Regions from separate parts of the Homo sapiens genome. Here all the other regions are linked to region 3. A link is a loop called in an ENCODE intact Hi-C map of the cell type or tissue named here. Cell type or tissue: endothelial cell of umbilical vein. All regions are shown on one strand. Each heading gives the region's core, and the rest is flanking DNA. Links, peaks and the distances in the headings are about the cores only.

Region 1 (7,310 bases), core at 2,517-5,016, 410 kb after region 3:
ACTCCAGGACACCAAAACCTTCCCCCAGCTCACATCTATGGCTGCATGGGTGATCCCTTGTGTCCAGCTGATGGAGGATGTAAAAGCTCAAACTTGATTCCCAAATAAGTTCAGATACAATACTCGGCCTCAGGGAGATCAAGAGACCACCCCACTGCTAGGTGACTACATTAGCCCTCTTATACCCCTGAAGGGCCAGTGATTCATTTTGACAAGAATAAAGACACAATTTAAGCATGAGGTTGCCTTTCCTGGCTGCAGGGCCACAGCCAACATCACTATCCAAGGGCCTTCAGAGTTTTTATTCCCCTGGTATGGGATCTCACATAGCATATCAGACTGAGGGATCTACTTTATATCAAAGAAAGTGGAAGCACAGGTCCATGACCATAGGATGTGCTAGTCATATCACATATTGCACCACTCAGGTGTTGTCAGTTTGGTAGAGTGTTGGGCAACAGCCTGTTGATGGCATAGTTGAAGCACCGGCTTGGGGTGCTACTTTACAGGATAATGAACTATTCTTCAGGATGCAGTTCTCACTATAAATCAAAGACCTTATATGGAGCTCTGTTCCAATAGGTATAATACAAGAGTTTCAGAACCAAGAGATAAAAACAGGAGTGGCCCCCTTTACTATCATTCCCAGTGGCCCACTTGGAAAATATATGCCTCCCATCCCTGCAAATCTGGGCTCTGTGGGTTTGGAGATCCTGGTTCCCCAGGAGGGAACATTTCCAGCAAAAGTCCCATTAGACTATCAGCTAGGGATGCTGCCAGGGCACTTCAGCCTTCTTGTGTCTAGGGACAAGCAGGAAAGAAAAGGAGGTACCATCTTGGCAGGGGTACCTGAGCCTGATCATCAGGAGGAGGTAAGACTACACAGTGGAGGCAGGGAGGCATACATGTAGCACCCCGGTGATCCAGTTGGATACCTCTTTATTACTCCCTTTCCCAATTTTGACAGTAAATGGACAAGTGCAACAATCCCAGCCTGAGATGGAATCAGACCTCTTAGAGATGAAGGATTGGGTCATGCTACCAGGTGAGCCAGCAGGATGAGCAAAGGTGCTAACTGAGAGTGAGGGGGAATCTGGAATGGATAGTAGAGGAGGAGATGATGAGTGTCATTTGTGGCCCTGAGATCAACTGCAACAGCAGGGACTGTAGTTCATTGTGAACCTTCCTCTTCTAAGTCTCCCAGAAGTAGAAGCCTGCTGGAACCATTGGTGTGCTAGAGCTGGCTACTTGCTCGTGAGATCCCATTGCTAAAGTTGTTGCCAGTCTGTTTTTAAACCGTTGGTAGTGCACCGATGGTGGGAGTATTTATACCATGATAGTTTTTTTTTCTCTTTTTTTTTTTTTTGGAGAACCAGTTATTGATAGCACACCACTGGAATCCTGGAGGAGCTGCTCCCAGAACCAGTGGGAAGTGTTTATATGAAGAAGTGGATCCAGAAAGCTCAAGGGATGGACTATGGTGGAAGCTATGATATGCTGCCCTGAACACCCTTCAGGAGTCAAGGTCTGATTGCCCCTGCTGAAGAAAATTTCCGTGCCTAAGGTCATGCTTCCTTCCAGGGGCAGCTTACATCCAATTACTGATCAAAATGAAGGCATAAAGGCTTGACCTCCTTGCCCCAACATAGGAAGAGTCTGAAGGGCCATCCCAGCTGTAGAAGTCTCCTTAGGATCAGCTGAGACTTCTGTTGTGACTGTATTTTGTCCAAATTCTCCCTCTGTTCAATCCTGCTTCCTTCCCTTCCCTTCCATGAGCAGTCCTGCATGCCAGTTTCTGTCTCAGAGTCTGCTTCCCAGGGAACCCAACCTCAGGCAGGCAGCCTCGTCATGCTTTCAGCACAACGGTCCCCTGAAAGTAGAAAAACCTCAGCTCACCCCAGGGGGGTTCTTGGACCCTACAGCCTCAGAGCAGAGTGTGTTCAAGTCAGCTTCAGTCTCTGCAGCTATGAAGGGGACTAATCACCCCATCCTCACCTGGCCTGGAATTGCTCCCCTGGGTCAAAACCTTTTAGGCCCTCAGGCCTCTGGGGCCTGGAGGTCATGAGGGGTGGTGAGAAGAGAAGGCGGCCAGGTGGAGCTCAACATCCTCGGATAGTCGTGCAAATGCCGGACTATAGCCTCTTCTGGGCACCGCCCCCTGTGCCAACAGAGTCCGGACTCATAGTGGTTCCTAAAAAGACCTTTTCCACGACAAGCACAGCCACCATGCTGGGAGTAGGTGGCCCCAGGAGAGATGTCGAGGAGGCTTTCTCTGCCCCACAGGCCAGGAAGGGGAGGAAAAAACCAGGAGAATGGATTGATTCTTGAGTCTGACTCCAGGGACAGTGAGGGCCACAGCCTACTACCTTCCTGGGACTTGTGGGGTTGAGGGCATTGTAGTCCTGGAGAAATGGGTCCCAAGAGTCCCACAAAGTCTCTGATCACAGTGCCAAGAGGAGGAACCTCCAAGAGAATCGGGATCTGCAGTCAGGGGCTGAGCTCAGAGACAGAATGGCCACATTTTAACCTGACCACAGCTTGCAACTGCGTCTCTGTCTGTCCCTGCCAGGGGCTCTTGCCAAGTCCGCCATCTCCTCTATGTCTGTCAGTCTTTCACTGCCAGCGTTCCCTCTTGTCTCTCCATCTGTCCTTTCCAGGCTCTCGCTGAGTCTAACTGTCTATCAGTGTCTGTCCGTTTACTCATCACTGCCAGGAGCCTGAGCTATGCCTATCTGTTTGTCTGCCCCTGTCATGGTCCTGCTGTGTCTGTCTGTCTGCTTGTGACTCCTGGTCCTTCAGCCTGACAGAGTCTAAGGTCAGATGCTCCTTCCTAACAGGGGGGTTCATTGTAACTTGGGGACCTGGTCCTTCAGCCTGACAGAGTCTAAGGTCAGATGCACCTTCCTAACAGGGGGGTTCATTGTAACTTGGGGACCCAGGCCCACACCCATTTTTGTTTGATCTCAGAGCCCAAGGCTGCATATCTCTGTCCCTCAGCCCCATAGGCACAAGAACCTTTGGTGTGACCATGGCCCAGGGTATGGCTCGAGGCTCTGGCAGCTTCCTCTTATTTCCACCTGGGTTCCAACACTGGTTGCTGCCCATGTCCAGGACTGGATTGGTGAGAGGAGGCATTAGGGTCTGTCTGATTCACAGTGCTTCCCCTAGCCCTGAGAAGAGAGAGAGCTTCCATTTCAGTTGAGGACTAAGAGGCACCCACAGAATCTGCCCCAGAGAGGTCCCAGTGGGAGAAGGGACCTGAGGGGTATGGAGTTCACTCAGGGACAGCTTCCTGGAGTGTAAGGGGAGAGGGGAGACTATGAGTTATCCTGTTATTGTGTTGTTTCTGACTGGCTCCAACCCAGTTGCTGCTTCCCTGGCCTCCCTTCCCCAGCACATGACCTCACCCTTATCCAGTCTGGTAGAGGAAGAGGCCTGGATAGGAGCCAGGGCCTCCATCAGGAGAGCTTGGGGCTGCCCCAGGCCTAACTGGAGGAAGTGTGACACATTCCCAGAGAGCTGGGCTTCCCTCCCTCTTGCAGCTTCCTTTGAGATGGTTCCCGAATCCGTTAAGTGGGAAAAAGAGCTGGCAGCTGTGCTGGTGTTGGGCTCCCAGTTCCCCTGGCTCCTGGATGGCCCCAAGGGCCTCCTCTTGGCTCCCTCACAGATGCTATTTTTGATAAGAATAATGAAAACAACAGCCCTGGCTGTGTACTTAGTACCTGCTTATAGCCTGTTGCTGATCTTGGTCCCAAGAACATTTTCTAAACTTTGGAAAATTGGATGTTGCCTTTCCATCCGGACTTCTGTAAAAGCTGTGTGCATTTCTTTTATTCAAAGGTGAAAAGAGGCTCACTTTCATCAGACTCTGGAACATAGTCACTGCTGGCACTTGATGCCATGAGGGGCCCTCCTCCGAGCTGGGGGATAAAGCAGTAGTTCAGAGCAGAGACCCTCACAGTCCCCTGAGGAACAGATAACAGTCCACCCCTGTGGCGTAAGAGGTGGGCAGGCAAGCCTCAGAGTAGGTGTTGAGGAAGAGGAGGCCCCAGTGCAGGACCTCTCCACCTCCCACTGGACATTAGTCTTACCCCATTGTGGAGACAGATGTCAACCATTTGGCTGGGGTGCATTCCAGGCAGGGGTAGCAGGTGATGGTGGGAGTGCTGTGGCTGGTTCGTGTTACTGGGGTCCAGGGCTGATATGAAGGAGATGGATGGTGAGCAATGAGGCTAGAGGTATCTGCAGGGGCTGACGGGGCCAGGGCAGTAAGGGAGGGTCTTAGGTCAGACCAAAGGGCTTGGAGTTCATGCTGAGCTGGCAGGTAACCCTTATGACACACAGCCAGACTAACCCCTAAAGTGTAAGCTCCTCAAGGGTTGGTTTCCTTTCAGAGCCTGGCACAGTTCCTGACACTTTGTAGGTGCTCAGTACATATTTATGTAATGAATTAATGGGTGGCTGCTGTGGGGAGAGAAGCAGGAAGGGTCTAGAGACAAGGCCTGTGGGTATTTGGGGTGATTGTCTGCATTAGTGAGGTGGACTGGGTCAGGGCAAAGCCATAAAGACAAAGAGAAGTGGGCAGGTTGGAAAGGGGCTGGGAAGATGAATGTACCAGGACATGGCAGGGGACTGACTAAGGGACCGAGACCTCAAGAGGAACCCAGGACAGTACCCAGGTCTCTCCACTTGGTTTCTCCACATAGGATAGCAAAACATTACAGTTTACCTGGAGCCTCCCAGAGGCTCTGAGACCTTGTAGATAAGGGCTGCACTCCACAGTGTGCTGGCAAGACACCATCCACAGCCACATCAAACTGGGCCCTTTGTGAGCTACCTCTCCCAAAAAGGAGATGCAGGAGTAAACAACGCAGAGAAGAATTTCTGGTAATGATGGGAGCATTTGGGAAGCAGGCTCAGATCATATGAAAGAAGAAGAGAGTTCCAGTGTCTGGTGGATAAGCAGTGTCTACAAAAGGCAGGAAAACCAACAGCAACATTGTTCATGAAAGACTTTTTTTTTTTTTTTGAGATGGAGTCTCGCTCTGTCACCCAGGCTGGAATGCAGTGGTGCTTTCTCGGCTCACTGCAAGCTTCATCTCCTGGGTTCAAGCGATTCTCCTGCCTCAGCCTCCCAAGCAGCTGGGGACTACAGGCACGTGCCACCATGCCCGGCTAATTTTTTTCTATCTTTAGTAGAGACAGGGTTTCACCGTGTTAGCCAGGATGGTCTCGATCTCCTGACCTTGTGATCCGCCTGCCTCGGCCTCCCAAAGTGCTGGGATTACAGGCATGAGCCACTGTGCCCGGCCAATGAAAGACTTTTCCTTGGGAAAATATTAAATATTTGCCAGCAGCTAAAGCTAGTATTTAGTTAAAGCTAAAATATGTATGTCCTATGACCTAGCAATTCCATGTCATTCCCAGCATTTCCAGAAGAAAGGTAAACATATGCTCACCAAAACATGAGTGCAGGAATATTCAGTGAAGCTTTATTAATATTAGCCCCAAAGTGGAAACACCCCAAATGTCTGTCAGCAGTAGAATAGGAAATTTTTTTTTAATTAAAAAAATTTTTTTTAGAGACAGGTTCTCACTCGGTTGCTCAGGCTAGAGTGCAGTGGCATAATCACAGCTCACCTTAGCCTTGAACTGCCGGGCTAAAGCAGTCCTCCTGCCTCAGCCTTCCACGTAGCCAGGACTACAGGCCTGCGCCACCAGGTCCAGCTAATTGTTTTATTTTTTTGTGGAGATGAGGTCTTGCTGTGTTGACCAACTGGTCTCAAACTCCTGGCCTCAGGCAGTCCTCCTTCCTCAGCCTCCCAAAGTACTGGGATTACAGGCATGAGCCACTGCACCTGGCCAGAATAGGGAAATAAATTTTAGGATATTTTTATAATGGGATATTATACAGCAGTGAAAAATAACGTTACAATGATGGGCAATAACTAGAGAATTACACAGACACAGCGTTGAATGAAAGAAGTCAATCATAAAAGGGTATAGTACATGCTTCTGTTCTAAATGAAGTTCAAGAATGGGCAAAACTAATTTATGGTGGCAGAGGTTGGAATAGTGGCTATACTTGGAGGGAGGATACTGATTAGGAGCAGGGAAGTACAAGGAAGGCTTTGGTGGTAGTGGAAAATGGTGTATGTGTTTCCCTGGGTGCCAGTTATTTATATAGGTATAAATATAAAAACTCACTGAACGATATACTTAAGATTTGTGCACTTCATTTGTACAATATTGCAATAAAAATGAAAATAACTTTTTAAAAGGTTTTTCTCCACCTACACAAGAACTGCAGGCTTTTGAAGGAAGTGCTGAACTTCCAGGTGGTATGTTAACGGAAGGGCCTGGGAAGTTCGTGCTGATCTTCCCTTGAGGTTGACCAAAAAAAGGGAGAAAGATTTTAATTAATCATCTCTCAGGTTGAAAGAGCAGGTCTGGGCCAGAGATAACATCAGCAGCACCAACATGAAACTGTTTCGCTGCTCTTTTCTTAAACCACAGTGAAAAATAACTTTTGAAGTTGCATTTTTCCTGGCAGTCATGGTGCAGGGTCCCCTCACAGAAGGGAAATTGGTCAACTGTTTCCAAGAGTGAGGCCTGTGTCCAGCAGCCCTTTAGAGGACCCAGAGAGGGGGTTTCTGTGGGGCCAGGCTCAACAATTCTGTCTAGCTTACCTCCTGTGTGGTCCTGAGGAAGTCCCTGCCCTCTCTGGGCCTTGGGGCTGGGGAGCTTCCAGCACTGACAGTAGGTGAGATGGCTGCTCATCACCCCCAGCTCCCATCTTGGGGGCTGCCCCTGTTTTGACTTGCTCTGCAGACTGCATGCCATGAGTGTCTGGCCTCCCCACCCCTCTGAGGAACAGGGCACGCATCAGGGTGTTCTCAGCAGCAACAGGTTTTCCCGACTCTGCATCTGCCTGGTCTTAATGGTGTCAGGGCAAGCTGGTCTTGGGCTGGGGTCTTTCCATTTCTGCCTCACCCCTACTTCACAGATAAGAAAACAGGCCAGAGAGGGACCCACGCATCACATTTCTTGTGAAGCCCATGTAACAAAGTGGGAGGATCCACGGCAGGAGCCGCTGGGTCCAGGGACACCAGCCATGTGCCTTCAGCACAAACCAGCAGCGGGCTCAGAAGCCTGGGACAGCACAGTGTGGTGCCTGCAGCCCCTGCCCTCCACTTCAATTATGCAGACCCAGCTTACCAAGCACATACATATGCAGGCAGCCAGGAACCAGGAGTAAAGTCTCCAGAACATAGCACATCTGATTACCAGGGCCAGTCCTGTCCATTTGG
Region 2 (7,310 bases), core at 2,903-5,402, 320 kb after region 3:
ATGGTCCTGATAATTTTTTTAAAACAATACCAGTCACAGTGTGATATAGTTTGGATCTGTGTCCCCACCAAATCTCATGTCAAATTGTAATCTTCAGTGTTGGTCATGGGCCTGGTAGTCGGTGATTAGATCATATAATGGAGGCGGTCCTTCATGAATGGTTTAGCACCATTCCCTTGGTGCTGTTCTCTTGATAGTGAGTTATTGTGAGATCCGGTTGTTTAAAAGTGTGTATACACTTTGGGAGGCTGAGGCGGGCGGATTGCTTTGAGCTCAGGAGTTCAAGACCAGCCTAGGCAATATGGTGAAACCTCATCCCTACAAAAACTACAAAAATTAACTGGGCATAGTGGCTCACTCCTGTAGTCCCAGCTACTCAGGAGGCTGAGGTTGGAGAATTGCCTGAGCCCGGGAAGTGGAGGCTGCAGTGAGCCAAGACTGTGTCACTGCACACCAGCCTGGGTGACAGAGACCTGTCTCAAAAAGAAAATGTAGCACCTCCTCTCTCTCTCTCTCTCTGTCTCTCTCACTGTCTCGTTCTCTTGCTCTTGCTCCTTCTCCAGCCATGTAAGATGTGCTTGCTTCCCCTTTGCCTTTAGCCATGATTCATAGTTTCCTGAGGCCTCTCCAGAAATGGAAGCCACTACACTTCCTGTACAGCCTGTAGAACCATGAGCCAATAAACCTCTTTTCTTTATAAATTACCCATTTTCAGGTATTTCTTTATGGCAATGCAAGAACAGACCAATGCACCATGGTATCCTGCAAAATCCTGAAGTTAATTAAGAATTATTTAAGAGGCGCGGTGGCTCACGCCTGTAATCCCAGCACTTTGGGAGGGTGAGGTGGGCGGATCAGGAGGTCAGGAGATTGAGACCATCCTGGCTAACGCGGTGAAACCCCGTCTCTACTGAAAATACAAAAAATTAGCCGGGCGTAGTGGCGGGCGCCTGTAGTCCCAGCTGCTTGGGAGGCTGAGGCAGGAGAATGGCGTGAACCCGGGAGGTGGAGCTTGCAGTGAGCCGAGATTGCGCCACTGCACTCCAGCCTGGGCGACAGAGCGAGACTCCGTCTAAAAAAAAGAACATTATTTAAGATCGTCACTTAAGAAGAGTAGATTTTGACAATTTTATTGATCAGTTTACTTCCATTAAAGTCATTGGTATAAAATATTTAAACTTAATATGAGTTTTAATATACCAACTTTCAATATTGTCAACCAATTTAATGTGTAAAAATTAACAAAAACACGAAAACGTACGTAAGAAGCATACGTTTTTCATTTTGCCTCAGGCTTCAATATAGTTTGGCACAGCACTGCTCTTAAGTTTCCAAACTTGGCATTTTGACTCCAATATTAGATTTGCCAGATTCAGCAAATGAAAATACAAGTAACACCCAGTTTAACTTTAGATAAATAACACATAATTTTTGCATAGGATATATGCATACTAAAAAGTTTGTTGCTTATCTGAAATTTAACTGGGCATTTTGTATAATATCTGGTAATTCTAAAAATAATTATCTTACATGGTTGAAAAAGCTGCCTGCTTCTTAGTACAATGTAACTGTTGCACCAACACCGTCTTGCCTGTTTGATTGCTGGTTATGTGGATGACTGAAGCGCACACACGGGAAGTCATATGGCTTCTGTGTCACACTGTCCAGCCTGTAGGTATGTCCAGTCCTTACCAGGTCTAGAAGAACACAGCAGCCTCACTCCATCCGAGGGCAGAGGAGCGAGCATATTCCCCACTGCCATGACCCTCTCCCCAGCTCCCTCTGCTTCAGTCACACTGACGGCCCCAGTACATTCGTGCTTGTTGGTCCTTCTGCCTGGAAGGTACCAATACCTAGTAGTTTCTACCCTCATTCCTTTCAAGACTGATCAAAGATTACCTTATCCAAAAGAGTTCTTCTTGTTTCACTGCTGTGCTGCTCGGGCTAGTCTGGAATTCCTGGCCTCAAGCAATCTTCCCAAGAGGTTCCTCCCTTCCTCCCTCCCTCCCTCCCTCCCTTCCTTCCCTTTCTTTCGACAGTCTTGCTTTGTTGCCCAGGCTGGAGTGCAGGGGCGCAGTCTCGGCTCACTGCAGCCCACTCCAAGAGGCCTTCATGACTACTACGAAGGATTTGCGTTCTCATTCTCTTCCTCCTTAGCCTGTTTTCTTTCTTTTTTCTTTTTCTTTTTCTTTTTTTTTCTTTTTGAGATGGAGTCTTGCTTTGTAGCCCAGGCTGGAGTGCAATGGTGCGATCTCTGCTCACTGCAACCTTCGTCCCCTGGGTTCAAGCGATTCTCCTGCCTTAGCCTCCCGAGTAGCTTGGATTACAGGTATGCACCACCACGCCCGACTAATTTTTGTATTTTTAGTAGAGACAGCGTTCCACCATGTTGGCCAGGCTGCTTTCCGATCCCTGACCTCAAGTTATCCTCCCGCCTCTGCCTCCCAAAGTGCTGGGATTACAGGCGTGAGCTACCACGCCCAGCCCTGTTTTATTTTTCTTTAGAGCACTTATCACTGAGGTAAAAGGTGGGACTTGACTCCAGACGCAGGCGTCGGACACCGGACCAGATTGAGGACTGGCTAAAACAGGGCCAGGGCCAAAGTAGCTTTCAATCAGCCCACCAGGGTGCTACGTCGGTTTGCAGTTGCTATGACAACACCCTGGCGTTAGGGCCCCTTTCCATGGTAATGACCCAATGACCCCAAAGTTACTACTCCTTCTCTGGAAGTGTCTGCATAAACCTCCCCTTAATCTACATGTAATTAAAAGTAGTAATAAACATGACTGCAAAACTGCCCTGAGCTGCTACCCACTGTCAATGGGGTAGCCCTGCTCTGCCTCTTCAAGAAAGCTGTTTTCTTCTACCTCTGGCTTGCCGTTGAATTCTTTCCTGGGCAAAGCCAAGAACTCTCGTGGGCTAAGCTCCACTTTGGGGCTCACCTGCCCCACATCACTACCACCCGTTAAGAGATTTAATTTGGGTATCAGTTCGTGGTCTGTCTCCCCCATGGTATAGAAGGTCCTTGAAGGAAAGAACTTTGCTTTTCCACTTCTCTATCCCCAGTGCCCAGAATGGGCCTTTGGAAAGCATCGAGCAGCCTCTCTTGCTCAGTGGGCACTGAAATGGCACTCGGAGCTCAGTACCCAGATAAAGGACACCCCCCAGATAAAGGACACCACCCCTTCCCCCGCGCAGGCCTCGGGAAAGGGCGAGGCCGTGCGAGGCCACAGGAAGGGGCGTGGCCTCTGAGGACCTGGGGGCGGGGTCTGGCAGGGTCAGAGGTTTCTGGAAAGGCCTTTGACCTGTGGGCGTGTTCCTAGAGGTCAGGTGGTGAGAATGGCGGGGTCAGCGGACAGCAGTGGGGCTACAGGCTGTGTCTGTGGCTGCCCTGGCTTAGGGCTCTGGCTGGCCCCTCCTTTCCGACCTGGTCTGGCAGAGCAGCCCCGCAGGACCAGCTCGCAAGGCTCCTGGGGCCAGTGGGGCTCTGTCCTGTGAGGCGGTCCCTCCGCAAGGACAGAGTCAGAGAGAGGCTGGTGAGTCAAGGATGTGCTCTGAGCGGGGGTCTGGGTGCGTCAAATGATGTCTTGGACGTAATATCTAAGGCTGACGCTACTTTGAAGAGGTTTAACTTTTGTGAAGATTCTTTATTCTAAACTCGGGGGAAACTTTTTTTTTTTGATCTGCAGTCAAATGCTCTACCACTGAGCTATACCCCTTCTGCCAACTTTTTTTTTTTGTAAAGCATTTGGGGGTTGTGAGAAGATAAGTGGTAGGAAAGGCCATGGGTATTTGGCAAGCTCAAAGTTTTTTGTTTTTAAGGCACTTTTCAGTGTCTTTCTGAAAGTGCGTTTATAACATGGAGGATCAGCCCCCTCCCCACACCCCAGCTTGGTCCTCCCTTCTCTTACTCTTCTCTGAAAAGTCCATCTCTTTCTCTTGAAATTTGCAGCCAACGGAGCCTCACTAAAGTAATGACCCAAACTGCTTTTGTACCCAGTGGGCTCACAGCTGTCATCTTGCCTGCTTCTTTGATTTCAAGAAGCTTAAGGCAAGCTGCTTATGCTAGATTTACTGTCCTCACCTTCCATTCTTAAATTTTTGACGCAGTGAGTCTCCCCCAACTAATTCTCTGGAATTGTCTGGTAAAGTGTTCTGGGTCCTCCTAGTGGCCAAACCCAGTAGACACTTCGGACAGTTTTTTTTTTTTCCTCTAGCGAAGCACTTCGTGATTCAAGTTCTCCTTTATTTCCGGCCTCCCTGGCTCCTTTTCATCAGCCTAGGCTTCTCATATATATGTTCCCTAGTCTAGTTTGTTTCCTTTTCACGGTAGTACTGTATGCTATAGGAGGAAGGATCTTTACTTCCACTGCTTTAACATGTATATGTTTATGATTTATTGAATTGTCTTTTTGTACTCAAATCTTTCTCTTGAGCTCTGTTTTAGACCCTTATATCCAGCCTTCTAGAGGACATACCCACCTGGACCAACATCTAGAATAGGTGTCAGAAATTATTCAACAAATGATCACAAATAGGGCCTGATGTAGGAAAAATACAATTACAATGACTGTTAACCTTTTGGGGTGACAGACCCTCTTGAGACCCATATGAAATTTCAGGGTCTTTATCCCTTTAAAAAGTGCACACAAAATTTTGCCTGTTTCAAAGCTTCCTAGACCTTCTGTAGTTCAAGAATTTGAGGCTTTGGTTAGAGCTTCCTGATATGATAATGATAAAATGAAAAAGTGTGTTTTCACAGATAAGCATCAGATTTGGAAACTTACAATGGGAATGCATTGTATTCCAGCCGTCATCAAACGTTAACCCTGATTAATCACATCAGGCTGATTTATGGAAACATTGTCTTTAGCAGTAGCAACATAGAATGAAAAATCTGGAGCCCTAGAGTTGAAATATACCCCAGCAGACTCCCTGTGGCTAAAATGAGACATACCAAAACCAGAATCTAACGGCCACAGCAAGATGAGGGCTTGGTCATGTATCCCTGTGTTACTAACTACCATAAGGTTTTCTTTCCTGTAAGCAGAAACCAGGTCCTGAAAAACATCACAGAAACTACAGCTGGAAATTTCCTGTTGACCCTGATAGACTACTACTTGACACCAGCCGACCGATCTGCTGGCTGCCCACCATGGTCCTGCCACAATTCTGATGGGACAGAGAATTGGCCTTACTTTCTTTCCTGATAAATAGCCATAGACCTCAAGCCAGCCAGTTTTGGCCAGCTTATAGAGACTGTACACAAACTGTCTTTGTGCCCTGTAGTTCACCTTTTTGATGCAAAGAGCCAAATTCACCTTACTTTAATGCTAAAACCCCACCCCAAAGTGAACATGGAATGCATGTTACATATATGTTTACCCACTGCACACATGCTTGACTTCCCTCATGAATATTCACAGATTCCTTTAAGCCTGCTAAATATAACCCAGCTAATTTTTATATTTTTGGTACAGATAGGGTTTCATCATGTTGGTCAGGCTGGTCTTGAGCTCCTGACCTCAAGTGATCCACCCGCCTCGGCCTCCCAAAGTGCTGGGATTACAGGCGTGAGCCACCGCGCCCAGCCTCATGATGATTTCTAAACACAGATTCCCCTGATCCATGTGGGCGTGTGTGTATGGCGGCGGCAATTTTAGGAGTCAACTATAACAAGGTCCCAAGGAAGTGAGAGGGGAGCCAAGCTCCAGGGGACAGAAGAGGGAAGGGAAGGGCAATGGTGAGTTTCTTTTTTAGGGCCCATGGTGTATGCAGGAAACACTTCCTCCCCATTTTGTACTTTGGTGTGTAATGAAATAGCCAAGCAACACTTTTCTCTTTTTCTGAACTTGCTGAGGAAAAAGGAAAAAAGGGATCCAAATCTATCTGTCTTGGAGCAAAGATGACAGAATTGCAGGCAGTGACATGATCAAATGTGCTGAGGACAGGAGCAAACCACGCACACCCTGGAGTATCCCTGTAAGGCATAAATACCAGCTTCCTATTCCCTTTTGGAGTATGTCCTTTTGGTTTTCCTGGGAGGTTGCATTCCCCAATTTGTAGATTGTTTCTCCCTCTGAAAATAGTTTTTTTTCCCTTTTCTTCCTCTGTGCATCTCATGGTCTTTTGTTAACATTTCAAAGAGAGTTTCTGATTAACTGTGGGTTGCATGTTTCACAGTCCAAATAGCCTTAGCCTGGTCAGAGACCAGGGCCTGCTTCAGATAATTTACGAAGTTGTTGCTATTAAGAGTGTAACCTGGCTGGGTGCAGTAGCTCACGCCTGTAATCCTAGTACTTTGGGAGGCCGAGGTGGGTGGATCACTTGAGGCCAGGAGTTTGAGACCAACCTGACCAACATGGTGAAATCCCGTCTCTACTAAAAATACAAAAAAATTAGCCAGGCGTGGTGGCACACTTCTGTGATTCCAGTGACTTGAGAGGCTGAGGCAGGAGAATTGCTTGAACCTAGGAGTTGGAGGTTGCAGTGAGCCAAGGTTGCGCTACTGCACTCCAGCCTGGGCGACAGAGTGAGACTCTCTTGGGGGAAAAAAAAAGAGTGTAATCTGCTCCCCTCCAGCTGGACGGGAATACAGATAAGGTTTTGAGGCCTGGTGCCTTGTAGGAGCCCTGAGTGATCAGGCAGTCGTAGAAGTGCATGAGGTGCCAGGGGTTTCCTTCCAGCAGAACTTGCCTTCTTTATTTGTTGGGCCAGTGACTTCTCAGTTCCAGAGTTATTGCCTTGATGGTCCATGAGTGCTGTTTTGAGATTGACCCCCACTCTCTCTTGAATGAAATATATTTCATCTCTTTTCTTCTTGTATTGATATGTTAATATTTATTTTTTAATAAAGGTGAGATCTAAGGAGACATTATCCACTTTGTTTAAACCCTTCTCTTGGCTGCCATGATCCAACTATCTTCTGGTTTTTCTTCTATCTCTGCCTACAACTTCTCAATACCGTAGTCTCCTGTGGCCCTCCTTTCCCAATCCTCAGTTATGGCTCAGAGTTTCTTTATAGCCATTTTTTTTTTCTCTGAAGGCTCATGACTTCCAAATACTTGATATTCCAAATACTTGATATCAGTATATTGATATTGATAACTCTTGAGTCTTTAATTCTAGCTTTTATTACTTTCCAACTTCCAGCTCCAGCTCTACTTAGATGGCCCGCAAGTTCTTCCATTTTAATAGATCCCTAACCAGGTTCATTATACTTCCCTTAAATGGTTCCTATTTCTGTTTTACTTATCTTTGCAAATGGCAAAAATGACTGATCATTCTCCTAGCCTCAGCTAGGAGGCGA
Region 3 (7,310 bases), core at 2,533-5,032:
TTTCTGCCTTTGCTTGTGTCCTGGCCTCTCTGGCATCTGTTCAAAGGCTACTGATCAGGAAATAGGTGCTCTGTTTACCAGGTGGCACCTGCTTATCTGCCATAGCCAAAGTCCATCCTGAATTCCTGCCCCCACCCTTTCCCGCAGCATTGTGCCTGCACCCTTCTCTTTCTCCAAGACCCCTAAACTTCCGCCTGCTAGAGGAGGGAAAGGGGTTGGTTTTCCATATTAGCCAGCAGGGGGTGCTGTTGCCATAGGGTCAGAGCTTCTAGGGGTGTGGGCTGGGGAACCAAGCTGCTAATCCCCTGGGGAGCACCTGGGGGTGGCCCCTGGTCTTGCTGGGCAGACAGCGGGGGGAAGATGGACTGACAGACACGCCCCATCCAGCAGTGGAGGCACCCTTATCACTTCCTTCCTGCTGTGCCCAAGCATCCAAAGGGCAAGGCCGAGCAGTCTCGGGACATGGTTGTAGGTTCTAGCTGTGGTCTCCAGTGGCCTGGGCCTTCCTGGGGCAGCCTGTGGCTTTTTCACCTGCTGCCCTACTCTCTTTAGCTTAGTGTCCTTGGTTCCCTAGACTCATAACCTAGGACAGAAGCCAAGGCCTAAGATCTTGTTTTGGCCCTGGCTGTGGACATATAGACTCCTAGGCAGAGTGGGGGGTCTCCTACACTTCTCCCAGAATGGGGCACCCAGGGAGGGGGGATGGGTCCTGCTCCAGCCAGTCTCATGTCCTGGCAAATCCTGTCATCTGATTCTGCTCTCAACTAGGCCTATCTCTATCCCCTGTGGCCACAGCCCTAATATGCCTGGATCACTTGAGCTGCCTCTAGTCTACCTCCCAGCCTCCAGTGTGCAGAAGGGACCAGATAGGGTGGAGCAAGCAGGCAGGGCAGGTGCTTAGGGTGAAACCTTTAAGGAGCTACTCACCGTCAGACTCACCCAAGTATAGGGTTGGCCCCTGAGAGCGAGTACCTCCTTAAATGTTGTGCCTTTAGGAAACTATCTCACCCTAGTCTTGCCCTGGTGTGCCACAGGCGTAATCCTCTGTAGCAGCCACAGAAAGTTTTCTAAAGCATAGGTCAGGCCACCAGTGGCCCTCACAAGACCTGCCCTAGCATTTAATTCAACAGACACCTGATGATAGACCCTGGTCTGGGCCTTGGCTCCAGAAAGGAAGGCAACATCAGTCCAGCCCTGAGCGGCCTCTGTCTACCAGGATAGAGTCCACTCTTGAGCACAGCATCCAGGCTCTTCAGAGTGTGGCCCCTACTGGTTGGTCCAGCCTCAGCTTCTGGGGCAGCTACTCCAGGCCACACCAAAAGCGAGATCCGTTCTGCACTTCTGAGCTGCCAAGCCTTTCCTTGGGCTGTTTTCACGTTCTGGAATGCCCTCCCCTACTATTAGCCTATTAACCTTTGACTCATCCTTTGAGGCTTTGCTGAACTGTCCCCTCCTCAGAGTAGCCATCTGTGAACAATGACTGAGATAACCTGCTCCGTCTCCATACTCCCAGCATCTCTGCCTCTTTGCCTCTTACTCGAGGTATGACATACGTCTGGCACTGCAATCAGAGCACACTTACTAAGTGCCTACTGCCTGAGAGCAATGTGCTGGGTGCCAGAGTGGGGGTGTGGGGGTGGTTCTGAGCATCCTCTGTCCTTGGAGAGCTCACATGCAGGTTAGTAGTGGAGACCACGGTGCTTACTTCTAAGTCCCCTCACAGGGCCCAGCGTAGGCCCAAGGCTGAGAAGCATTCCAGGACCATCAGCTGTCCCTAAATCTTTAGCCTTCTGGAGTCACCTCCTCCACTAAAAGCAAAGCATAACACACTCATGCCCCAGCCCATGGGGCTGTGAGAAGCCCTCTCCAATATTCACGGGGATTCTCAAGGAAGAAATAACGGCTTTTGCTTCCTGGAGGTGACTAGCCACCAGAGGCCTCCTGGCTTAGAGCTCCCAGCATACCCTTGTCCATTTTGCTCCCAATTATGCACCCAGACCTTTAAACACTCCCAGTGCAGCAATTCATGCTGGCTATCTGATGTGGTGACACATTCACTGTGGTTTGTCACCTGTCAAGGTGGAGGGCGGTCATGCTTTCTCCCACACCATCCAGGCAGGTGGGTCTCTGCTGACCCTTTGCTCCTCTTGCCAGTCAATCAGTCAATTGGTCAACAGATGCTTTCCCAAGGACTTACTCATGCAGAGAAAAAAACTGGAATCTTTCACACCTGGCTGAGGTCCTACCTAAATTTCTTTGTGGACCTACTTTCCAGGAGAGGAATGGAACAGCCAGCTAATGTTAACAGCTCCTTTCCCCTGTTCTGTGTCTGGGTGGCCCTTGCCACTAGGCTCCCAGTCTCTGCAGGACTTTGAGGGGCCACACATGTCAACAGGGCTATGGGAAAGGGAGCAGAGGTCCCCTTGGAGAGATAGAACCTGGCAGAAACAACCACAGCGCTGCTTGGAGAAGCCACATTCTTCCTCCCCTCCTTCTGGGGCACCCACCAGTTTCTGTGGAAATTGTCTTATTGCAAAGACCATCGTGGGGAAAATGTGCATGCTGCTGAGGCCATCTGAATCCACCATCCATATTCCTATCTATCCATCTGTCTGTTCGTCCATCCATCCATCCATCCATCCATCCATCCATCCAACCATGTCACACTGGTTCATGGGGCACCTGCTCTCTGCTCAGCTGAGGCTGGCTCCTGAGGCTACAACAGTGAACAGGGCCGAGCACCCACAGGGACACCTGTTCTCCTGTCTCTGCCCTGCTTTCCTTCCATAAATATACCAATAACTCAGCATTTGCTGAGTCCAGACCACAAAGACACATTCCTGTGGGTATTTATTAGCTTGAGCTACATCTACCATTTCTAAGATGTAACATCAAATGGAGCCCAACACAGACATTCTGAGGACCAGGTCCTCTGCCAGGTCAAATTTATGGGCTAGGATTAGAGTTGGATTCCCTGGATCAAAAATACTATTTGGACCGGGCAGAGGACCAGCATCACTGTTTCTAACCCTGGGCCACAGGAGAAAGAAGGGACAACAACCTATTTGATCTGTGGCCTCACTAAAAGCTGCCACGGTTGGTGGGCCCCTCCGTGGCACTCCTTCACTGTCCTGAGCCTCATTTCCAGGGCTGCCCCTGGAGTTGGGATTCCCAGGTTGAGTCACCAGGGTTGCCAGGCGCTCATGGCACAAGCTCCACTCTTGCAGTATTTGGACTTTCCCTGGCCCTCTCCCAGGCCAGCCACCCTGATCCTAAGCCTGGGCTGGTGAAAGTCAGTGTTGGCCCATACAGGGATGCTAGGGAGGTCTTGCTGCCTCTCCTTCCACTGGCTAGCTGGCTGCTTCCAGAATAGCCACCACTGATACCTGCCCCAGCCCCAGCTCTTCTGGGCTGAGGGAGCTCCATTTAGTCTGATTTATGTCTTTCCAAGAGCCATGGTCTCAGGGCCATAAGGAAAGAGATCCTTACCATAGACTTGTGGTCTCAAAGGCATGCATTTAGGAAACATGGGCTTGCCAGTGACACTGTCCACCTTGACCCCAGGTACTGCTGTGGGCTGCAGAGATCAGGGAGGGTACTGGACTCTCCCTCTGCCACCCAAACTCCCAGCCTTCTTGTCTCAGATCCAGGGCCAACCCACCATAATCCCTGGCCTGAGCTCCAAGCCCTGGGGAGGGAAGGAAGTGGCTGACCCCACGGCCAGCATTCCTCTGTGATGACTACAGTCCGCCTTCTGCCCAGCCATCCCAGCTGGAAGGCAGTTCTCAGGGAACTACAAGGGAAGCCCCTCCCACAAAAGCCAAGGCATCTTCTGCAGAGTGGGGCTTCCTTCAACTGGGGACATGGCAGGACCTGAGTGGGCTAGGGGTCCTGTGGGGGAGCAGGTCAGAAGGCATATGGACCTCACAGATGCCTCGAACTCACCCTACTCCTTTTCTCACTTAGTAAACAGTCACAAGCCCCCCGTGGAGGTTGGTGGGTTCTAGATCCAGGAGACTAGACCAGACAGTCAGGGCTCACTCTCAAGGGCTCCAAGTCATGTTCGGGGAAATCCTCCAACAAATAAGCAAAAGAGGACACTACGGATATGATCTCAGTAAGGAGACCTCATCGTATAAGGACAATAAGATGGGATGTGACAGTGAGGGGACAGCTGGGGACCTCAGTCATTTGAGGGGATATCCCAATTCCTCAGATCCCACCTGCCTGCGCACAGTCCCCTCTTTCCCCGCGTGCACACCCTCAAACCCCTTAGCTTGTAGAACTCCTCCCTCATTCCCTAAAGGCCACCCTGCAGGCAGGTCCATCCTTCACACCCCCACCCTCAGCATGAACACCATCCGGAGAGGCCTGGGCAGGTGCATTCAGGTGGGGCTTTTCCGGGGCCGGTTTTCCCCGGCTCCCGCTGGAACTTCCAGCTGGCCACTGGCCGGTAACACTGGACGCCCGCCCGTCCCCCGGCCCCCGCCGCTGCGCAGACCTCAGCGCTCCCAGCGTGGTTCGGTTCCCGGAAACTCCTCGATTTCCCTGTTGCCGCCGCGTTTGCAAGAAACCGAAACCCAGGCTCCGCCCCTTCGGCGCGGCCCCGCGGAACCCGGCGATGGGGCTGACCCCCACTGGATGGCCGGACCCAAGCCCTCCCCTACCCGGCCCCTGCGCCCCGCCCCACCGCCAGCTGCAAGGCCCAGGCGGAGGTGGGAGCCATCTGAGTGCCTGCGCGCCGAACCCCGGCGGGCAGCATCCGTCCAGCCGCTCAGCACCACCCGCGCCTCCAACGGGAGAGCCGCAGGTCTATCCCAAGTCTCAGGCTGCAACGGATGGCAGTGCCCCGGCAAGGGACGCAACGCGGCCTTCCCCTGCGGCAATTTACAAGCGGGCGCCTTTTCTGTGCATCCCCTATGTCCCTGCGAAACCGAGCGGAAGGGGAAGGTGGGGGGGGAGCAGGGAAGTGCAGAGGTGTTCGCGGAAAGCTCTGCACCCCGATTGTTGCTAGCTCCATCTCGCAGGGTGAGATAATGGGCACAGAGAAGTTTAGTAACTTGCCTGAGGTCACACAGCCTGTAGCTGCTGACCCGGCTGCAAACCCATGGCCTATAGCAAGAGGCTGGGCGGGGAAGGAGGAGGAAGTGCCTTGGTCGCGGGCAGGTGAGCCGCCTGGCAGGGGCGGGGCTGCCAGCTTGCTGGGGGTAGGGGTGGAAGTGGGGTGGGGAGGAATAGGTAGGGAGGAGGCGGGCAGCCACCAGGGCTGGGAGGATCTGCAGTTCTCCTGCTGGCCCTCCCTTTCCAGGAAGCCGGCCAGCTTGGAGCCGGCTGCTCACCCCGACTCACCCCCCGCCTGGGCGGAGCAGGAATGTGGAAGTTGGCCCGAAAGGACTGTGCCCCCTCCCCGTCAAACACCCCCCCCCCGCGTCCCCCACCAAGTTCTGGCCGGGGCTGTGGAGCGTGGGTCACCTGGGGGCGAAGGACTCCACATCACGGTGAAGTGGAGGTGCTGCAGCCCCCACAAAGACCGAGAAGCCTGCCAGGGGCGCCCCGGGCGAACGGCAGTGGGCGTGGGCCGTTCTGCAGCACCCATTGGCGCGGGGGAGGAGAGTGCTGATCCCATCAAGCCCCGCTCCAGGTCGCGGCCGCTGGGCCTGGCCCAGGAGCCTCCCCCGGCCTCGGGGCCCCATGGGACTGACAGGGGGCTGAGTTCTCTTTCCTCCCAACGGCGGTGTTTATAAGAAATGAAGCTCCGCAGCGGCCATCAGCGGCAGCCCACACTGTCACCCCGCCCCGCTCTCAGGGGGTTCCGGAACAGCCCTGAGCACTGGAGCAATTCCTTGGCTCAGTATTCTATCATGACCCCCTAGTGATTTTCCAGCCAGCTTCAGCCCCACATTCTGCATTTAGGAATTTTATAACAGTGCAACGTTTATTCTGCTGTGTCATACAGCATATTTTGCCAAACCTTTGAGAGGGGAGGGGCTGGTCTGGTGCCCCAGTGTATCTCCAGAACCAAACCTGGGGTTCACCAAAAAGCAGGCCTGCGTGATTCATATGTGTTGAATGAATTAAGGGACTTTCTTTCTCTCCAGTTAGGCTCCTTGCAGGCAGGGTGATGACCCTTGGATTCTGCCTTCAAGCTTTTGGATGCTTTTATTTCTGGCTTGTGTTCTGCAATTCACAGTTTAGGACTGCCTGCCTCCCAGGTTTCTGTGAAAATCGAGATGAAGGCTTTGAGCATTTCAGAGAGCCCTACTACTTCTGGACCTGGAACCTGGAAGGCATGCTGGGGAGTTTGTCTGCTTTGGGGACCGTGGCCCCCTCTCTGGGTAGCAGGCTCCACAGGTAGCAGGTCTCCCAGTCGAAAACCTAGTTCAGGTCGGGCGCCGTGGCTCATGCCTATAATCTCAGCACTTTGGGAGGCCGAGGCGGTGGATCACCTGAGGTCAGGAGTTGGAGAACAGCCTGGCCAATGTGGTGAAACTCCATCTCCACCAAAAATACAAAAATTAGCTGGGCATGGTGGCGGGTGCCTGTAATCCCAGCTACTTGGGAGGCTGAGGCAGGAGAATTGCTGAACCCCTGGAGGTAGAGGTTGCAGTGAGCCAAGATCACGTCACTGCACTCCAGCCTGGGTGACAGAGCGAGACTCCGTCTCAAAAAAACAAAACAAAAAAACACCTAGTTTAAACCTCACTGGCACCTGCACCTCAGCTCTCACAAACTCTCATTTCTGAGCACACACTCATCTCTATCAGCAGAGGATTTAACCACAGGTTGCCAAGAAATGTCTGTATCTGAGAGAATTCATAATCTGAGATAGAAGGAACACTAAACTCCAGAGGAAGAGGGGTCACACATCAACTTAACTAGGATTTACTGAGTGCCTACCATGGTAGCCACTCTTCGGGGGAGTGCAAGGATGGCGGCATCACCTTAGTGTGGTCCGTGTGGCCCTGTGCATTGATGTGTGTGTGCATGGTGACATGTTGGGAGCCATGCTTCTGGGCTTCAGGACTAACTGCAGCCCACTTAGGGGGTGAACAGTGTTTTGAGAGCCTGAGGGAGGGGACTGGGGACAAGAATTGTCTGTCAGGGTAGAGGCTCCCACAGGGTGTGTGAATGTGTGTGTGAGATGATCTTGCCTTCAGCATCCTGATTGCAGAAGTCACTTCAAAGGAGCCCCTGCCAGCCAGTTAGCCTCCTCTTGCCAGCACAGAAAAATCCAGGTCCCAATACAGAGAGGCCACACAATGAATTCACCCTCATTGAGTGAGGCTATGGATGAGAGGCATCTGTAAGGA
Region 4 (7,310 bases), core at 4,533-7,032, 230 kb after region 3:
CGCAGAGACCGAAGAGGGCAGGTGACTGCGAGGCGGGACGTGGGGTCGCTAGGGGGCAACCTGGGCACTGCAGGGAGTGGGAAGGCAGATGGGGACAGGTGGCAGGCGTCTTACCGCCCTCGCCGGCCTCTAGCATGCCCTGCAAGTAGCGGAAGGAGCCTGACTGCTTGGGCTCCGCGGCCACGGGCTCGGCTGGCTCCCGCAGCATCCTGTACACCTCGGAGCCCAGGTCGACTCTGCAGTCCCGGCTCCGCGGGAGGCCTCTGGCTGGGTCAGCGCTGGGAGGGAGAAAGAAATAGAGGAGGAAGGGATGCAGTTCCAGCCTTCACCCTGTGGACTTGGGGTCTGGTAAGGCTTATGAGTCAGAATGCAACCAGCTAAGACCCAAGGATCAAGTGTCAGGGGTCAGAGTGGGACTGGGTGAGATTTGAGGGATCAAGGGTTAAGATGGGTTCTGGGCATGGCACCGAAGGCATCTCTGTGCTACCTGGGGGGTGGAGACACATGCAGGGTGCTCATCTGGGCTGGCAGGGTGGCCTCGCTGCTGCCATTGTGAGGGACTGGAAAGCGAGGGGGTTGTCCATATGGAGATCCCAGGCTTGGTCTGCCATCTTCTGGCCCAGTCCCGGTGCCTGAGGGCCGCCTGCTGGTTGTTGGGCTGCCGTCCTATTAGAGAGAGGCCTAAGGCACTGGGAGACCCTCTGGCCTCCAGCCATTCCTTGTTCACCCCACCCCCACCCTGCTGTGCTGTGCCAGGTGGTGGATGTCAGTTGGCTTCCTCTGCTTCGGCATCTCTGGCCTGTGGTGCTCAGCCAGGGAAGGGATTTCTGGGGAAGGGCTGGGCCTGGGGACTGGTTATGCCCCTGCAGAAATGAGAAACGTCCTTGGAAAGTCAGACACAAAAACCTGGGCAGCTGAGACTCAGCCTGGGCTTGTGAGCCCTGCAGTGGTTCTGCCCACCACCACTCAGGAAGGGACAGTACTGGGGCAGGCCTATCCCAAGAAGCCTAAGGTCTGTGTGGCTACAGCAGAGTATGTGGCCTCCTGGCAGAGGTGGCCCTGGTGCCAAGCCTTCTCACCTTCCTGAACTGTGGTGGGTACTGGGTAGGCCCATGGCTGGGAACTCAAAAAACGTAACTCCTGTCCTACAGTCAGAAAGGGTCCTTGACTGTCATGTGTCCAAGGCCCTTTGGGCAGGCTGAGGCTCAAGAGTGCCATTGTGAGGTCAGCCCCTTCTGGGCCTACACCTGTCCCCCATTTCCTGCTTTCCAGGCCACAATGAGTAGCCTTCTGCAGGCACAGCAGATGAGGGGCAGAGACCAGGCTAGGGCTCAAGGCTCTCTGCCCCACTACCCCACAGCCAGCCTGGTGCCCATGGCTGAAACATTTTGGGTGGGAGTGTCCTGAACCTGCCCCCTCAGCCATGAGGAGAGGGCAGTATCTCTGTGTGTGGGGGTCTGAGTGGGGACTGGGGATCTTTGTCCCTGCAGAGTCCAGAGCTGTGCAGTTCCCAGCTTGCAAGTGCACACAAGCACCCCACAGCAATGTAAACAGGGGCATGCACACTCTCACAATTATGCTTTAAAGACACACACACACACATAAGGACAACACATATGCACCTACCAATCTCCCTACATACAACTAACTACATGCGCATGGTTACAGAGACTTGGAGCCAGCACTGGTCACCCTGGGAATGGCCATAGTGGCCTCCATAGCTGAGACTGGGCTAGTAGCCAGAGCAGCCTGATTTTAGGATGATGTCTGAGGCCAGGCCATGGGGTAGGTCTTAGCCTCAGCCTGGGAGTGACGTGTAAACCTCCTCTGCTCTACAGTGTGGTCAGAGAGCCCAGTGTGGACAGGAAAGGATGCCTATCGTAGTGGGAAGAACCCTGGTTTGGACTTAGGAAGCTCTGAGGCATAGTTGAGCCTGTGGGGTTCTGCCCTGAGTACCCCCTGCTTTTTGTAGGGTGGGAACCTGGGGAACAGGCAGACCAGCAGTTGGGTGGGCCCCCCTCCATTTCCCCCACCCCAACAGACAAACAGGAGGGTCTTGCTGCCCAGGTGGCCCCCATCAATGCAGCAGCAACAGGAAAACCCCTATCCACATCAGGCCCAACAAAAGCCCCTGAGAAACGTGAGCGCTCTCACACGTGTGTCTGTCGGGCAAGCATGCAGGCAGGGCTGACCTCTAATGGGGACCAGATGGGCTGTGGCCAGTGGGGGTGGGGCTCAGCCTCCGGGCAGAGGCTTTGGTGGGAGGGAGGAGTTGGAGGGACTGGGACTGGGAGGAAGGAGGCCCTCACTCACCCCTACCCAGCAGGGTGCAGGGGTCCACTGCAGGGCCATCAGAGCCACTGCCCCTCCCACGGTCACCCATGCAGCTGCCTCTCTAGGCCTGAACTCTGTGGCTAGGACACACATGGCTACCTCAGTTTTAGTTTGAGTCCCAGGGTTATCCCCTAACTGGGCAAGTCTCTTCACCTCTCTGAACCTGTTTCTTTATCTATGAGCTGGGGAATGTGATGCTTTCCACATCAGGTTCCTTGTGGAGATGAAATAAGACAATTGCATAGTGCCTGGCATAAAGCACATACTTGTTGGATGAATGGCTGTCAGGGGAATTCCTGGGCCCCCAGTCCTGTATTTTCCCCCTCTGTGGGTGGTACACCTCGTACCATATGCTCCTCTGCTCTGAGAACCAGCCTGCTGCCCACTTGGTTGTTGAAGCCTCAGTGGATTTTTCAGCAGGATGGGGGTAACTACCTGCTTTGGGACACTCAACTTGGATGGAGGCAGGCGCTGAGTCCAGATGAGCAGGTGCCATCTCCTAGAGGCTCAGTTCTAGCTCTCTGCTGGTCTGGGGAGGACAGGCTGAGTGTGCAAGGACTGCCTGCTCCACCTGACTTGCTTCTCCCCATCACCTGGTTCTGAGCATAATTGCCACTCCTTCCAGAAAACCCTACTAACCCAGAAGGATAGTAATAAGTTACTATCCTTCCTCCACCCTGGGCTAGGCCAAGTGCCTCCTGTGTTCCCACAAGAGGCCTGAGAGAAGGAGGTTCTCCTATCGCCCCACAGGGAAGGTGGGCCTGAAGTTCCAGCTGGCCCTGTCCCATCCCACTCGGGGATGTGTGCCAGGGCACCTTGTGCTGGTCCTAGGGCCAACTGTGGTTTCCTCCTCCTCGATGGCTCCAGCTAGCTCCACCCCCTCCCCAACACCCCCACTCAGGCAGAGGGTGGGAGCAGCATGGGGACAATGGGCCCTGTGTCTGTGTTAGCAAGGACTCAGCCCTGCAGGGGTGGGGTGGGGGTGTTTTTGTCACCACCCATGGAGCCCATGACCTTTTAAGTACAAAAGTGGGGCAGCAGCTGAGGGGCTGCCCTGGTGCTTGTGGAAACTCCCTCCTTCTCCAGTCTGAGCCACTGGCAGCCTGGTCTTCAAGGGAGTCAATGAGAACAAGTGTGGGGGCAGGGGGAGCTGCTCTACAGTCGCCAGCCTCCCAGGCCCACCGGCCCTGAGCCTCTCCTGGAAGACTGAACCCCCTCCCCACCACGTCATCCTGGCACTGCTACCTCTGAGGGAGGCTGGGCCTCATGCATGAGCTTGAGGCCCACACCCTGCTGCTCCCCTCTGCCTGGCCTGTGGCAAACCTGGCTCATTTGTCTATGGCAACATGTACCCCTACCCCTAAGGTCTGGGGTCCATGGGGCCATCAGAGCAAGTTTCTGAGACACAGATGTGGCCATGAATCCCTGTAAGAACAGCTGAGGTCCAGGATAGAGAAGCCCAAGAGCCTTTCTGTGGCCCTGCTCCACCACCTCATCTCTCACCTCTGTCCTCTCACTCCTTCCATCTTGTCCTCCCTTCCCCTGGACCTTTCTTTTCTCTGAACTTGTGGTGCAAGACCTCACCTCTGGGCCACACTTCCTCTCCCTATACCCCTTTGCCTGCCTTACCATTCCTAGCCCTTCAGGTCTTGGCTTCAATACCCCTTCCTCCAGGAAGCACTCCTTGACTCCTTGTCTGAGTCATGTGACTACTCTGGGCTCCTTTGGCCCCTGGCTTCCCCTAGCCCAGAACTTCTAAGTGCCTTTCCCCTGCCAGAATGGGCACTGCCTGGAAGGTGGTAAGCATCTGGCTCCAGGGATGCCAGCCAGGCAGGGTAGGGAATAGAGCAAGATGGGATTGGGGTAGATAGTGAGGGAGAAGCTGGGGCACATCCTTCCCTCTGGTTCAGTGAAGCCTCTCCCTGCCTTGGCCCCTTTTCTTTCATGTTGAGAGGGTGGACAAAGGCAGGCCCAGGAGGCAATGGTCCCACATGCTGGGTCCCATGGTTCTGGCTCCATCACAGACCATCCCAGTCTCCTTGCCCAAACTCTGTGGCCCAGAGATGGCTCTGGATACCTCAGTCATCCCCACTTGGCTACTCCTTATGCCATGGCAAAACAAGGCCCTAGAATAGCCTGACCCCCTCACTCTTCTTGAGGACAGGACCAGAGATATGACTTCTATCACACACAGAAAGGTGACTGGGCAGACAGGCCTGCAGCCTAAGTTCTGCTAGAAGCACCACAGGATGGCCAGGAGAGAACTTCAGGCTTGGATAGGGCACTCAGAGGAGTGTCCCATAGCCTGAGGTCACTCCACAGCCTGAGACTGCCACCAATCTCCCCCGCTGCAAGCACAGTGACTTCTTTCTGGTCTGGCATCACTGAGCACCAGAGTGAACTCCAGCTGGCTGTGTGATAGCCGCAAACCAAGGCCTAGCCCAGATCCTGGACATCATAGGCACCTTGGTCCAGAATCCAGGATTGCCCGGAGTAGAGACAGAGCCCACACCAGGTGCTCATCATCTGAGGAACATGGGATGGGGTATGGATGTGGTCCAGAGAAAACTTCTGCTTCAGTCTCTGTCTTGGGTATCTGAGAGCCCCAGTGAGGACATTCAGTGCAGGTGAACCTGCATGCTGGCCCCTCTGCCCTGGGCTCACTCTGAGCCAGGCCAGGCCAGGCAGTGTCTGTACATACCTGGATCTCAGGATCGATGTGGATCCTGTGTGCCTGAGCCTTGCTGTCATCAGGGGCACTGGGCCAGCTCCTACCCTCAGGCCTGTGGCAGAAATTGTGATGGTCAGATATGTCTCCTACCACGCCCACCATGCCTGGGAGCCAGGATCAAGAGGGGCTGGGCTCTGGGCTGTGCCCTGCAGGTAGAAGAACACCACTCCAGTGCTTTCCCCTGTACCACAATGGTGACTGTTGTGGCAATGAGCCACAACTCTAGCTGCCATCCTCCTGGGGTAGGGCTATATGCTTCTGTCCCCATCGGCTGCCCAATCCCTCTCTAGTCTGGTTCCTGGAGAGGCTGCAGGAGAAGCCCTGTGTCTTCCCTAATCTTCCACCCTCTTCGTGGCCTACAGAAGCTCAGCTCAAAGAGGCCCAGCTTATAGCACTGCAAGCCAGGCCTCACACATTGACCAGCTAGAAGCCTATCCACGCATCCTCTGGGCATCTACAGCCTCTGGTGGGGTGTGGGGTCAGGCGTCCGTCGGCTCTGGGGTAGGTGGAATGGAGGCTCTGAGGGGTGTGTCTTTCCTCCTGCTGCTGCTGCCGGCAGAGTCATCACTGAGTCTGCCCAGCCCAGATGGGAAACAGGCCATTAGGAAATTCCTGCTTCGCCATAGAAACCAAAAGCCAAACACCACTCAGGAGGGAGAAAAACATCATAAACCTGCCATAAGCAGGGCAGGCAGGCCGAGAGGCTACGTGCCTAAGGCCCAGCCCTGTCACTCAGTAGCCCTGTGAGAAGGCAGGCCAGGAAGGGGCATGGACCCTGGACTGGCAGGTGGGTATGAGGTGAGGCTGGTTAGACCAAAGGGGAATAATGCCCTCCAACTCACCCCACGAAGCCTCCTGAGGCTTCTCAAGGTCTCATTACTGACCTAGCAGCTTGCCCCTGCCTCTTCTGCCCCCTTCAGTTGAGGGTTTTAATAATCTATCTATGCCTATGGTCCATACTCACTCTGCACTTCCTCGCCTCTGCCCATTCCTTAGTCCCTTGGAGGCTACCTCTCTACTCCAGGCCTTTGGTATTAGAGCTCTGCTGCCCCAGGGCAACACCAGCCCCATAGTCCCTGTCTCTAGCCCCCTCAACCAGGCTCCCAAGTGGGTACCCTAACTCACAGCTCTAACTGTGGCCTCTATCTACTCAGAACTCCTCTGGGATAAAGCTGGGACATCTTGTGTGGCTATTTGGCCTTCAACTTCCCTGAAGTTCTGCCCAGAAGAGCAGTACAAGCCTGACGTCTAAGGTCGAAGGGCACAAAGTACCCAGAGCCATTAATGTGGCCCAATGCATCAGATCAGAATGAAGGGCTTAATCATGTGTCAACCCCCATCCCAGGCTGGGCTCTTTAAACAAAATGACAGGCAAAGGGTAGGCTGTGCAAAGGTACCTTGGGCCACATGTGATGGACAACAGGGACTCTATCAGTGGCCTCAGTGTTGGAGTTGATGTCAGAAAGGTCCTGGACCTATAGAACATGCCCAGGAAGTGTGATTTTGCTTGGATTGTTGGATGCCTGGCTTTGGGCTCAAAGCAAAAGAAGCCCAGTGGGGAAGCTGGGCCTTTGATACACTTTTCATTCTGTGGGGGAGTTGGTGGGGGGATTAGAGCTCTCTGTACACAAGAGGGCAGATAGGGAAGCTGGTCTGGGGTAGAACCCTGGGAGTGAGAGCACAGGGTAGCTCACTCCAGCCAGCTCAACAGGCTGATTTACTGCAGAGCCCTTGCTGTGTGGGTGTGTGTGGTGGGGGCGGGGAGGAGTGTCGTTGGGGGCCAGGCATAGGTCCTGGCATAGCAGGCAAGATAGGGAGCAGAGTCAGAAAGCTTGCAGGTGGGCAAGTGTCCAGGAGAAGAAATGTTGGCTCAGAAAGTCAAGGTGGCCCTCATGTCTTGATCCCCCAGAGTCTGCATGTGTGAGGGGGCTGCAGGGCAGGACTCAGGTTTTCACTCTGACTGAGCAGGCCTGGTACATCATCACTCAATGTCCAGAGCGCAAGATGGTCCATATTTTTGGTTGAGGAAGTTATGGGCTCAAGAGATTAAATCACTTTCTGGAGCACAGCATAGTTATCTCTCCCTCTCTCTCTTTTATGGGTAAAATTATGAGCATAATTCTCAACCCAGCTCTGTAATAGTAGAGAATGTGCTCTCATCTGCTCCATGGCCAGTGACATTTTGGGGCTGAAATGCTCAGAGTGGAACAGGTCAGTGGACCTCTGGCTCCATCCATGCCTGGTT

Evidence for each region. Hi-C counts contacts between places; a loop is a spot of excess contacts. Peaks named below come from ENCODE experiments on the same cell type or tissue, not always from the same donor. Only the 100,000 strongest peaks of a DNase experiment are listed, where the experiment ranks them.
Region 1: it touches region 3 in a loop (11-fold over the local background); 2 of 110 quality-filtered maps call a loop at or near these places.
Region 2: a loop joins it to region 3, with 6 times the contacts of the local background. A loop is called at or near these places in 14 of 110 quality-filtered maps.
Region 4: it touches region 3 in a loop (5-fold over the local background); 36 of 110 quality-filtered maps call a loop at or near these places.

What each region holds. Positions count from the first base shown.
Region 1 is chr5:132,082,670-132,089,979 of GRCh38, reverse strand. No RefSeq gene overlaps it. Among named protein-coding and RNA genes, the nearest start is that of CSF2, 13 kb to the right of the region's middle. RefSeq lists a silencer at 2,135-2,357. In endothelial cell of umbilical vein, for the core only: no CTCF peak of the experiment used is centred there; a DNase peak (open chromatin) is centred at 3,459; H3K27ac peaks cover 1,735 bases.
Region 2 is chr5:132,177,189-132,184,498 of GRCh38, reverse strand. No RefSeq gene overlaps it. Among named protein-coding and RNA genes, the nearest start is that of P4HA2-AS1, 4.0 kb to the left of the region's middle. RefSeq lists enhancers at 2,304-2,831, 7,205-7,264. In endothelial cell of umbilical vein, for the core only: a CTCF peak has its summit at 4,168 (motif pointing left); DNase peaks (open chromatin) are centred at 4,198 and 4,898.
Region 3 is chr5:132,494,294-132,501,603 of GRCh38, reverse strand. No RefSeq gene overlaps it. Among named protein-coding and RNA genes, the nearest start is that of IRF1, 7.2 kb to the right of the region's middle. RefSeq lists enhancers at 471-590, 4,205-5,179, 6,777-6,856 and silencers at 4,579-4,838, 5,509-5,758. In endothelial cell of umbilical vein, for the core only: no CTCF peak of the experiment used is centred there; DNase peaks (open chromatin) are centred at 3,743 and 4,623; H3K4me3 peaks cover 869 bases; H3K27ac peaks cover 2,358 bases.
Region 4 is chr5:132,264,271-132,271,580 of GRCh38, reverse strand. It overlaps PDLIM4 (PDZ and LIM domain 4), which reads right to left. Exons shown (of 7, transcript NM_003687.4): 3 at 5,036-5,117; 4 at 488-666; 5 at 115-278. Among named protein-coding and RNA genes, the nearest start is that of PDLIM4, 10 kb to the right of the region's middle. RefSeq lists enhancers at 413-1,301, 2,475-2,584, 2,675-2,754, 5,163-5,663, 5,170-6,444 and 1 more. In endothelial cell of umbilical vein, for the core only: no CTCF peak of the experiment used is centred there; a DNase peak (open chromatin) is centred at 5,670; H3K27ac peaks cover 2,500 bases.